Regions from separate parts of the Homo sapiens genome. Here region 1 is linked to region 2. Evidence: chromatin loops called from intact Hi-C (ENCODE). Cell type or tissue: endothelial cell of umbilical vein. All regions are shown on one strand. Links, peaks and the distances in the headings refer to the core of each region. The heading gives the core; the rest is flanking DNA.

Evidence for each region. Peaks named below come from ENCODE experiments on the same cell type or tissue, not always from the same donor. Only the 100,000 strongest peaks of a DNase experiment are listed, where the experiment ranks them.
Region 1: it touches region 2 in a loop (4-fold over the local background); 4 of 110 quality-filtered maps call a loop at or near these places.

What each region holds. Positions count from the first base shown.
Region 1 is chr3:71,045,452-71,051,832 of GRCh38, reverse strand. It overlaps FOXP1 (forkhead box P1), which reads left to right. Exons shown (of 21, transcript NM_001349338.3): 10 at 4,738-4,891. Among named protein-coding and RNA genes, the nearest start is that of FOXP1-AS1, 240 kb to the left of the region's middle. RefSeq lists enhancers at 392-955, 133-1,827. In endothelial cell of umbilical vein, for the core only: no CTCF peak of the experiment used is centred there; DNase peaks (open chromatin) are centred at 762, 1,492, 2,702, 3,742 and 1 weaker place; H3K27ac peaks cover 4,022 bases.
Region 2 is chr3:71,101,399-71,106,980 of GRCh38, reverse strand. The region is part of intron 7 of FOXP1 (forkhead box P1); the gene reads left to right. Among named protein-coding and RNA genes, the nearest start is that of FOXP1-AS1, 190 kb to the left of the region's middle. RefSeq lists an enhancer at 1,079-2,576. In endothelial cell of umbilical vein, for the core only: no CTCF peak of the experiment used is centred there; DNase peaks (open chromatin) are centred at 2,700, 3,390 and 4,540; H3K27ac peaks cover 3,717 bases.

The DNA of each region.
Region 1 (6,381 bases), core at 701-5,700, 55 kb after region 2:
TGATAAGGCCTTTCTTTCCAGGGAGTTACCAGTTCACCTTCTATTCAGTTCTGCGTGGGTGAGACTCAGTTGTGGGAGTATCCGTGTGCATGTGTGCGTTATTATGACATCTTTCTACCCATTCCAGAGTTATCCAATTTAACTTGCCTCCTCATATTTTTACAGTGGACTGAAAATTCTTTTTGTTTAAGTGTTCTCCTTGGGATGACACAATTTATAATTCTATATACAGCACCTCATCCACTTTAACAGCTTCTTCACCAGCCCTAAGCAGGTGGCCACTTTTGTTCTTTTGCAGGGAGTCTTACCAGGTGACTCGACGTCCCTGTCCCTCACCTAAGTGAGGATGCTGGGCTGTGCTAATTTTACACCCTGGGAGTGACCCAGACATTCTCCCTTTGCTGCCTCCTCCCTTGACACAAATTGGGGACGTTTTCCATGTCCTGCCAAGTTTTCACCCTGGAGTCCTGTTGAGCAGCCGGATGTAAACCCCTGCAGAGTAGGGGCAGTTTTGGGGTGAAGGGGAGGAGGTGTTTTAATGAAAATGCTGACACAACCTTAAGTACAGTGGCGCTCTACCGGGTGCTGCTATAATAAAAAAGGGAACAGATTAAAAAGTGTCTAAAATGTAAATCTAAAGGACTAACAGTAATTAAAATGGAAATGGCACAGGGAGGGAAGGCATGTAATTGTGAGATATCACTGTGCAGAAGGCTCTCAGCTTTGTTTTGCTGGCTGTTTTTCTAATTCAGCAGGGCTTACTCATCAGTGGCAGTTCAATGCGCGTTAATGACTCTGGGATTGCAGGCATCACTCTGGACAAAGAAATGATTATTGTGCGGTCAAAAGAAGTTCAAAGACAAGAAGGGAATTTCAGTTTTTTCCTTAGAGATCCACATTCAAGAGCATATAAATTAAGCCAAATGTTAAAAACCACAGTCTGAAAGCTGACTTCAAAGTCACAACTCTCTAATTAATGAACTGCGAGCTTCAGTTTGGACAAGTTGTGGTTTGATGCGCCCATAAATCAACATGACAGGCCTGTTTCACAGTCTCAGACAGTGCTTGTCATTGAGTCACATCAGATGTAAACACAGCAGAAAAAAGAAGGGGTATGAAGGAGGTGCAATTGATCAACAGAATTGGTAAAAACCCACTTTTGAAGCACATTATGCATGATCACAGGAAATGGTTACAGCCTCAAGAGGTTTCCCCTTCTGCTGTTGCTTTTTTGAATCAGATTGCTAACAGCCTTCAAAAGGGAGAATAAGAATTATGGAGTTTCTCCCCTGTGGCTTGCAGGCAATAACCCCCTGTTGTTATTTTGTGCTTCTTTCTTTTCAAAGGCATCAAAATTTAGTTTTTTAAAGATCTTTAACTCTATATTTGAAGACAAACAAAAAAGGGCTGCCACTGTCATTCTTATCAGTTACCAGGGATTGCGTTTTTCCTTTCTGTTGCCACTTCTTATTAACCTCTTATTTGGTCTGTGAGACATAGTTTGGAATGCACGTCTGCATGCTGGGAGAACATGAAAGTTCAGATGAGCTCAGAGGGCACATAAAGAAATGGGAAGGGGAAAGTTACACAGCAGAAAGAAGGATAAAAGTTACCTCTCCCAAATTGCTGTTGTCAGAAAGGAAAGCATCTCAGAGCACAAAGATGATAGTGGTCCCTGAGTTTGGGAAGGGAGTGGCAGGGGGTGGGGAGTGTAGGGGAGAAGGAGAACACTTTGTGTCTAAACAAGGAGAAAGCAAGACATTGTAGGAACATTCTTGCATCTCCAGGTCGCTAGGTTTGCTGTGGTCCATGCTTTGTCATCCACTTCCCAGGCAAAGGTGACCCAGGAGATAGGTTGCTTTGAATATCCTTTGAGGTAGGCAGACCAGTGGATGGGTCTCCTTGGATTCATGGTGCCAGTGGATTTGTCTGAGACCCAGGGTAACAATGCTTAGGAGATCTGTAGTTTCCTGAGGTAGGGACCAGTCTCCTGGAATTATCATGCAGGTGGTGGTCCTTTTGTGCTAAAATGAGATGGAGTCACACGGTAGCATTTTCATGATGTGGACTGGTGGTTATGATTTTAACAAGGTTTGAACTTGGTTGTTGACAGATGGAACAAGTATGTTAATTTACTGAGTCCCCAGTCATTAGCGGCTCATAATTTTATATTGTCAGGCTCCCCCCACCCCCTTTTTTTCCTGTTTTGATTACCTCTGCAATAAGACACCTGATCTTTGGCCAGAACGATGTACCTTTGCTCTTTTTTTTTTCCTTCCCTCCTAAAGTTGCCTTGAGATGTTTCCTTGGGAAAGTTTGGCTCCATATTGGGTTGGACCAAGACAGGACCTTCCTTAAGAAGATACGTGCTCTTAGGTAGGGGAGGAAGAGAGGATGTAGGCCCAATACAGCTATTGAAGTGACTGCTCATGAATATTGGACAGAAGTGGTGAGGAAAATAGACAGCAGAATTCATTTTAAATCGAGCTACAAAAAAAGATTCCATCCTGTGCGGGTGAGGTAGGCTAAGTTGATTGTTTTAAAAGGGCCGTTTGTCCCGGGCAGTTATGACAGTTTATGTTAGGCAGTAGGGAGTAGCCGAAGAAAGGAAAACAGACCTTTGACTGCAGCTCTAGGGAGGGGATCCGAAACTCGAGGTTTATCAGGGCATTTTAGCATTTTAACACTGACTACTGACCTGCCGAGGGGACTGCACGGAGACCTTTTTTGTATGCATTCAATTGTGAGAAGTAAACAAATGGACCCGTATCCTGTGTTTGGTAACTGGGTGGGGAGCGCAGTTTGGCAACCGGTGTTGCTTTTAAATTCTTTCTTTGGACAATGGGCCTTGTATACTTTTATATCCTGGCTTTTCAAACGTAGACAGCTTTCATGAGCTTTTTCCTAGGGATGGCCACAGAGACAACAGAAAAGGCATCAGTCATTTTACATAAATACAAAATTTTTAAACATTTCATTTACAGTAAGGCAGGAAACACCCTCCCCCACCTCCAGCTGTACCCCCCCCATTATAGTCTGCTTTCAGAAAAGCTAATTCCCTGATCTTTTATTGTGTCAATGTTGTTTTTTTCTCTTCCCTTTTTTTTGTAATGTTGTGAGTTAATATCTGTTGAAGAAGTGAAAAAATCGTTTTGACATGAATATAACTATCACTGGGTTTTACATTAATGTGATAACTTGGGAAGGGGTGAAAACAATTGGATCATTTTATGCATGCTGTTCTTAAAATGAAAACACTGGCTTTTCATTTAAATTTATTTAAATTTTTGTTGTTAGTGGTATAGAATTTGTTTTTTGGAGTGAAACTCAATTAACTTTCTCAGTGGCATGGTAGTAAGTCTGAAATTGGTTGCTAATATGAGAATGATGGTTTTTACTGTAAAATAAACTACATGAAGACCGAAAGGAAACCACCATTTTTCTCTTTCTTTGAACTTTGCATCAGAAGGTCTTGATATACATACCATTTTATGGATGTATCAGATCAAGGTCATGTGTTAGGTTAAGTGAATGCAGTTGTTTGTAAAGTATAGTTATTAGCCAGAACATGTAAGCTCTGAAAGGGCTTGGATAGTCCTTTTAGTTGTAAAAGTCTCTCTGATCTTTTGAATCATACTCAGAATTAGGAACACTGATCTTGTTCTTTTCTTGAAGAAACTTTTCTTTTTTTTTTGCTACAGTTTGGGAAGGGTTAGTTTTCCTTTTATAATTGTTAGCCATAATGTGGCTAAGACCTCCACCTCGATACGATTGCTAGCAGATTAAGGATATTAGATAATTTCCTTCTATTTATTGTACTACTGCACTGTATTATCTTTCTATCACTCAGATAATTACTGAGGAAATCTACATTAATTTTTTTGGCTGAAGCAAGGCCTGCTAAACACAGGAATGATGTATTGATGTTTTACACAACAAAAGTTTTCCTCCTGTCATTGTCCAATCAACAAAAAGATATTTATCATATCGTAAAGCCCCTTCTTTTCAAGAACAAAGCAGATGGGGGAAGCAGGACAAGCCACCAGACCTGGGAGTTTCTGAGACTAAAGCCATGTTAAGGCATCTGAAGCTTAGACTGTCGTTCATGTTAAACTCACAGTCGAGTACGATGTTGTTTGCTAAATTATGAATGTGTGTAATTAAAATCTAGTGGCTGTTTCTGTGAAAGATTTACAATGTTATTTCATCGTTTGTCATGGCTAATTAACAATATTAGATGAAGTTTTTCTTCTTCAAAGGTCTGATTTTTTCTCATTTATTTATGTCAGAAGTGATAAACAGAGTAGTTAAAAGCTTCTGCCGGTGCAGGCAGGGAGGGAGGCAACTTGTTCTTTTACACCTCAAAGGTTCGGGGTTCAGACCCCTTCAGACTAGAGTGATGCAGTCTTCTCTCTAGTGTGCATAATTAAAAATTTCAAAGTCTAAAAGTTTACATCTTGATGACAAAACTCAGACCTTTCAAACTGGGGGGAAAGCTGGCTTGATGGACGAATTATGTGTTTATGGGAGCGGGCAGTAGAAAGATAACACGCTCATCTCCCCACCCCTCCTCAGAGGAGGTATGCTTTGTCCCTTTTAAACCTTGACACGGAGCCCTCCACTGAGCTCCAGTGACCATTCTCAGCATTTGATGATGATGGTGAGTTTTGAAGTGTCCATACTTTTAACCTTCCTTGGGAAGTGGCCATCTCATTTTTTCTTCCTGATTTCTTACAGCAACAGCAGGTGGCTACCCAGCAGTTGGCTTTTCAGCAGCAGCTTTTACAGATGCAGCAGTTACAGCAGCAGCACCTCCTGTCTTTGCAGCGCCAAGGCCTTCTGACAATTCAGCCCGGGCAGCCTGCCCTTCCCCTTCAACCTCTTGCTCAAGGTATGCGTTGATTTTACAGAAGGCATAGCTCTGTGAAGACTTTGGGTGGAGGTGGTGGGTTGTCTCTTGGTATATTTGTTAAGGACATTGTCCATCAAAACATGCACATAGATTCTTTTAAGAAAAGTGGAGTGGGATAATGATGGACCCATGTAGAAGGTGAAATGCTTGTTGATGCCAAAATGAAGTCTCAGGGTGGTCTGAAGGCTTAGCTGTAACAGAGCAATCCCACTGTTGGACACTCTTGGAGTAAGAGAATGAGGCGCTACTTTTCACTTACTGAGCATTTTAATGGACTCTTGCAGTGTTTCTGTTTGGAACCACAAAGGAATTTTCCTGAGGGCTTTTATTATTCATTTAAGACATTTTATACCATGTAACATGTGCTATTTTAAATCTTAGTAATGCTTTATAAATGCCATGTTTTAATATCTAGGGATAAATTCAGGTTTATTTTTCTGTAAACGATAGAAATCAACCACTTTCTCTTATAAAAAGGAAAACTTTGTTTAGTTTCCTTTTTTTTTCTTTTTGCATTCATCTGTTGATTTTTGAGCAAATTAGTTCTACACTCATCAGAACAGGTACCACTTCCATCTCCAGTTCCTCAACAACTGAGATCACATGAAAAGTAAGATTTTATACATTTAGTAAATTTCTTTTACAAAGCCCACTGACATTTTATCCCAAGGGTGATGGACATCAGAAACAAATGGGAACTCTAGGTGTTTTTAGGACATCCTCTTGGTTTAAGCAACTCTGACTTTCACATATGTAATGTGAAAGCAGATGGATTATTCAGAACTAGAAAGGAAGGTGGGAGGGAAGGAGGAAGGGATGTCAAGAGGGAGGGAGGGCGGACAGGCAGGCAGGAAGGAAAGAGAAAGTAGAAAGTGCCATGCCTGTGTTTTGAAACACAATTCCTCCATCTATGCATGGTAGGGCAGATTTGAGTTGCCTCCTCAAGGGCAGCAGTTCTTTGAACTCTAGTAGATTTGGATGTTGGTTTATATGTACCTTAAAGGCTGATAGCTAAAGCCACTGCTGTCTTGGATTCAGTTGCCTTCTAAAGAAGGTTAAAAATGTGGAAACTCCTTCGTGTTGCTTAAAGCATGGCCATTTGTTTGGTAACTTTTGGTGTCAAGTGAAGTCAGGGAAGCATGTCTGCATTTGAATCTTTTCCCTTGAGTCCACCACACCCAACTTCTGTCCCTTATGAGGCTGATTTTGTTTTTAGTATCGAGACCAGGGCTTTTTCCTCTTAACTTCTCTCTTGCCCCTCCACTCCTTTCTGCCATGACTGCTCAGCTGCTTGATACATACTCAGCATCTCCATTGTCAAAATAGAAGATGTCGTAACTGAGCAATACAAGGAGAAAAGAAAGAATATATATATGTACATCAGTTAATGCATTTTTGTGCTTGCAGAATGTCATAGCGTGTGTTAATTACACCTTTGGGTTTATTGTTGGAAATATGGCAGGCTGTTC
Region 2 (5,582 bases), core at 583-5,582:
CCTGGGCAACATGGCAAAACCCCATCTCTGTGAATAATACAAAAATATTAGCCGGGCCCGGTGCCTGTAGTCCCAGCTACTCTGATGGCTGAGGTGGCAGGATTGAATGAGCCCAGGAGGTAGAGGCTACAATGAGCCATGATGGTGCCACCGCATTCCAGCCTGGGAAACAGAGCAAGATCCTAGCTCAAAAAAAAAAAAAAAAAATCCCTATTTGAACCAGGTGCAACTGCAGTGGTGTGCACCATATCTCAGCTACTAAGAAGGCTGAGGCCAGAGGATCTCTTGAGCTCAGGAGTTTGAGGCCAGTCTGGGTAACATAGCAAGACTCTATTTCGATTAAAAAAAAAAAAAAGTGGCCGGGTGCAATGGCTCACGCCTATAACCCCAGCACTTTGAGAAGCCAAGGCGAGCGGATCACAAGGTCAGGTGTTCAAGACCAGCCTGGCCAACAAGGTGAAACCCCATCTTGCAAAAATTAGCTGGGCGTGGTGGCACGCACCTGTAGTCCCAGCTACTCGGGAGGCTGAGGCAGGAGAATCGCTTGAACCTGGAAGGCGGAGGTTGCAGTGAGCCGAGATCACGCCACTGCACTCCAGCCTGGGCGACAGCGAGACTCTGTCTCAAAAAGAAACAAAAAATAAGGAACTCAGTTTGGACTTTAATTATATGATCACTAGTTTAAATGTATCTAAGAATTACAATGCAAATGTGATGCTAATATTTTATATGTAATCATGTCTTTGCCACCACATGCAAAGTGTGATAGATAATGAATGTTTAGTCAGTGCTGAACGTGGGCCAGCTCCTTAGCTACTCTGTAGTATAGGCAGTGTCCTTAAATCATTTAATGGATGAGGAAGATGGAAACAGAGAGATTAACTGACTTGCTACACAGCACAAAGGTAGTAACAGCACCAGGATGGGAAGCCAGGTTTTTTAGAACCACAGATAACCAGTGTGCCGTCAAGAGGTTAATTATTGCCTCTCTTTTTATGTGTGTTTACTCAGCACCTACTGAGTGTCATATTTTCCATAAATAAGTAAATTACGCTATTTTCCATATTATAAGCAAAAAAAAGACAGCTGAAACCAACAAAAATCAGTTCCACTATAAATATCTGGATTTCAATTAAGAGGACTCAGATCTGCATAATTACCCTAAGTATATCTTTATTTGTCTGTGTGTGTGCCTGTGCGTGTGTGTCTCTGTGTGTGTCTGTGTGTGTGGTGGGGACAGAAAGGTGATCAACAACAGCAAAGCAAAGTTATTTCTTATTTTCAAGTCTGAAGTGCTCTTATGAGCGTCCATGCGTTTGGAACATGGACTAGTTTATTATAATCATTGTTGGGGCTAGGAGGTGGAGAGGGACAGGGGAAAAACATACTTGACTGGTCAAAAATGTGTAAATTGCTGACAAAATGACACATGTAATTAAGAGTGCTCCTGCCATTTTACCTTGTGGTTTACACCTCCAGTGTTGAAAAAGAGAGTGACTCCCACCTCGCTAATTACCATTATCACTAAAATGCTAGGGTTGGAGTCATTAGTTCCATGTGCATTTAATTAGAGGAAGGCTGAAATTGGATTTAACTTATTACTTTTTCATGGATCACTTTCTTGTCATCACTTCAAATTGGATTGCAGCCCCAGGTAACTAATTATGAGAGCCACAGGATCAAGAGTGAAAAAAAAGGTAATTAGGAATAACACTGTCGGACCCTTGCTGGTCGTCCACTTGTGCTTCAGGGAAAGAGGGGGAAAAAAAAAGAAAACGCAAGCCATATTTTGTAGTATCACGGATTAAGGAGTTAGGGGCATGTACAGTTGCTAGGCATCATGGGACTCTGTCACCACCCATAGTGGTTTCTGTGATATACAGCTGAGTTGAAGATGTCGAAGCAACGTGGTTCCACAATCAGCTGCTTAATAACTAGATTGAACTTGTAAAAGCAACAGATTGGTTGTAGGTATGAGGCATCTCTACAACTGTGTAGACTGGGGGCCTCACATATATGATTACAACAAAGCTGTCAAGATGCCTCTGAGCCAAAGTAGAGAATATTTTAAGTATAGGGAGTTAGAATTTAATGAACATATTAATGCTCCAGAAACATCATTCATATCTGACAGAAAGATGTATCAGTCAGCACAACAGTCAGGTTTAGGGTTTATATATCAGGACGTTTTGTCAAAGTTTCCAGCGTCCGGTAATGTTCAGGATGTTTACTTTGCTTTGGATTTGCTCCCTCCCACCCCTCCCCAAATGTTGTGGATGGGTTTCCTGAGGTTCCATTTCTCCTTCCATCCCTATTGAAAATTCTTTAAAATAAATTATATTGTTTCCATATGCAGAACAGAATTCAGAACTGCAAGCAATCAATTTTATTGACACCATCTGAAAAAATGTTGATGACAGTTAGAGGATGTGAAAGAATTGGATTTTTAAAGTCCCCAGGACTAAGTGTGGCAAAAGAAAAAAAACTGAAATGTAATCTCATTACTCAAAAGTTCTGTTAGACACTCCTAAGAAGTGATTCTTCTTAACGAAAAAAATAAAAGCAGCAGCAACAGCAGCAGAAGGGCGGCTTCTTCTTGGATAGGCTGTGATCCCACAATGAGGTCTTGCTATCAAGCCTATTGGTTGCCTTGAAGGGAGAAAAGAGCTTCTTGGTTTCCCATGGCAGTGAATCACCCAGCAAAGATGGCTCGAGTTTCCTTAAGTTGTTTAAAATTGGTTTTAGTGTTCTGTTAATGTAAGCAAATAATCATGATTTTAGTCTTGAGTGACTTTCAGGCCTGGGCGAGTCAGGCTTGCTCAGTATTCTCCAGTGCAATGGGAGTATAGACGATGATGCGCCCCGCCAATAGAGACCACTACATCATTATCCCCAAAGTGGTAAAATACTCTTCCTGGAATTTTGAGTCTTTTTCCTGTGTGAATCTTCTGAGCAAAATCTCAGAACCAAAATAGTGATCATCAAGTCTAATGTAGAAAATTAAAGCCTCTCTCTTTTTTTGGGGGGGGAACATCTTAAGTTGATTTAGAATTTTTGTACACAATATTCGTCTGTGGTTGAAAGGGGGCACGCTGAGGTCAAGTGATGTAGTGTTTTCCATTTTTCCATATGAGTCTCACAGTGTGCGATAAAAGCAAACTCCTTTATTTTGTAAGTCTGCAAGAATTTCTGCTGAAGTGCAGAGGTCACGTTCCCTGTCAATTTGAGTAGCCAGCATTTTTTAACTACTGTTTTTTCTTTTGGTGTGTCTTTTCTTCCCTCCCCCCACCTTGCTATAAACCGTGGCACTTTTCTGACACATGCACAGTGAGGTCCTCCAATCTGAAACTCATTAGCACACAGCATTGGACCCTGTCCAGTGGTTAGAAAATTTCCTGGAGCCTAGAATAACAGCATTTGGTGCAATACCATGGACCAGAAGTGACAATGGAGGTAGTCGCACTCCCCTGGCACCCTGCCCGGTCAGGAAAGCCAGCTGACCACACAACACGGTGAGACAGAGGTTGTGCATATAGGATGAGCTCGAAAAGTTTGGTGCTTAGAGAAATACACTTCTAAAATCACAAGGCAATATCTGTTTTCCCTACACTTATTATTTCTATTGGGTCAGAGATGTTTATCAACATTCATTGCAGGAACATGAAAATAAGCAATTAGAGAAAATAGGATGAAGCTCAAGTTCCACAATATAGTATTTTTCACTTCTGTAACTATGGGTTATTTTCAGGACCTATATTTTCATTCATTCATTCATACATGCATGCATTCATTCATTCAAACTTTACTCATTGAACTTCACTATCTTGAGATAATGTGACCAGGCTGCAACCCCCTACCCTGACATTAGAAAAATTAAACAGTTTACCCTAAGTCAGGTTAATTTAAGCCAGGTTTTCAAACAGGAAACTGAGTCCCAGAAAGATAATAGTTATCATATTAAATAGTAAATACTATATAGTACTTTCTAGGAGCCAACTACTGTACAACAACCATATGGGGTAAGTTCTATTATTATTCCCATTTTACAGGGGAGGAAAGTGGAGCATAGAGAAGTTAACTTGTCCAAGGCCATACAGCTGATAAGTGGCAGAGCTGGGATTCTAGCCCACACAATCTGGCTCAAGAGTCTATGCTTTCATCCATTACACTCTACTGCCTCTCCCTGAGCTACCACCTGGGCCCCGCAAACAGGGAAAGCAAAAGGAATGGAATCAGAGTTGCTGATGCTTAATGCTCCTCGCTAACCACCAGACCACACCGTCTCCTAATTTGGACATATGTTGATGGGCATATTTGAAAAATAGTGCTTATAATTGAAATATGCACTTTCTAAAGGGAAATGACGCTTGGGAAAGAGAAGAAAGACGGGTATTACTCAAAGCCTGCAGACAGCTCTGCAAGTAATTGTCTAAAGGCAGCCGTTGAAATTGAGAAGCAGTTTGGAAAATGTACAGTTTGGGAAATTTGTGTACCGATGTAATTACGGTAGTTGTGAGCTGATGTCATGCCTAGTAACTGTTTTTGTATTGCTTGGGCCTTTGTTACTGAGCTGTGATATCATGAGCAAACTATTATAAACATAGCATGGATATAGCATGCTTGTGTAACAAAAGATCGGGAACTTTTATTAAGTTTGTTTTCCTTGTCATATTGTAAAAATTTATTATGTGTACTGTGTATATTAGAAACAGATTTGGGTAATTCTGTCTAAATGAAGTCATCCCGGCTATTTCCAGACTGTCTGTTTTTGGTTGTGAATAATTTTCATACATCAGATGGTTGTCATATTTAGTCGCTCTCAAAATTTTAAAGAGAACATATCCCATTTTGAACTTTTGGTGGACTTCAGCCACCTTGCTGTTGGGATTGTTTGAGTTTGAAATTATTGCCCGGTAAATTACAGGGACTGAATACTAGTCATTTCTAAAGGGTCTGGGGTTGCTGCCTTCTATTCATAAGTTCTCTCCTTCAACAAAAGAACAGATTTTTAACTACTTAAGTAGTAGAATTTAAAGCTGCTGGACACAGTTGGGCAAAGAGCGCCGGCCCTTGTCCTTTTACATTATGTCCCATTGAAGAACTTTGGTAAATATTCAAGCAGACAGAGCTCAACGTTTAGCGGTGTTCATGGTAAATGTGGAGTTTAAATGGGTAGTTCCAAAACTTTGAATGACTCGATCCTTCCCAGCTACTCTCCTCTAGCTCCTTCTTTTGCTGCCAAGCTTTTAGACTCAGAATATTGTGCCTGCTGCTTCCTTGTGGTGTTTTTTTTTTTTTTTTTGCTTTTTCCCAGTCACTTTCTTTCCTAAACTCCTCCCAAGTCTGGCTTTTCTCCTCATCATTTTCTTGAATTTTATTGTCACTAAATTTAGTGGCCATGTCTCCATCCTTCTAACCTGTCTGGCCTTCTTAGTAATACATTGCATGGGCTAACTTGTTTTTTTTGGAAAATGCCATCATTTAAACTTCTTCAAATCAGTACCCCCTGGCCTCCATGCTGTTTTCTTTCTGCTTCCCAGTTCATTTCTGGAACCCAAGTTCACTCTTTCCCCCAAGTTCAG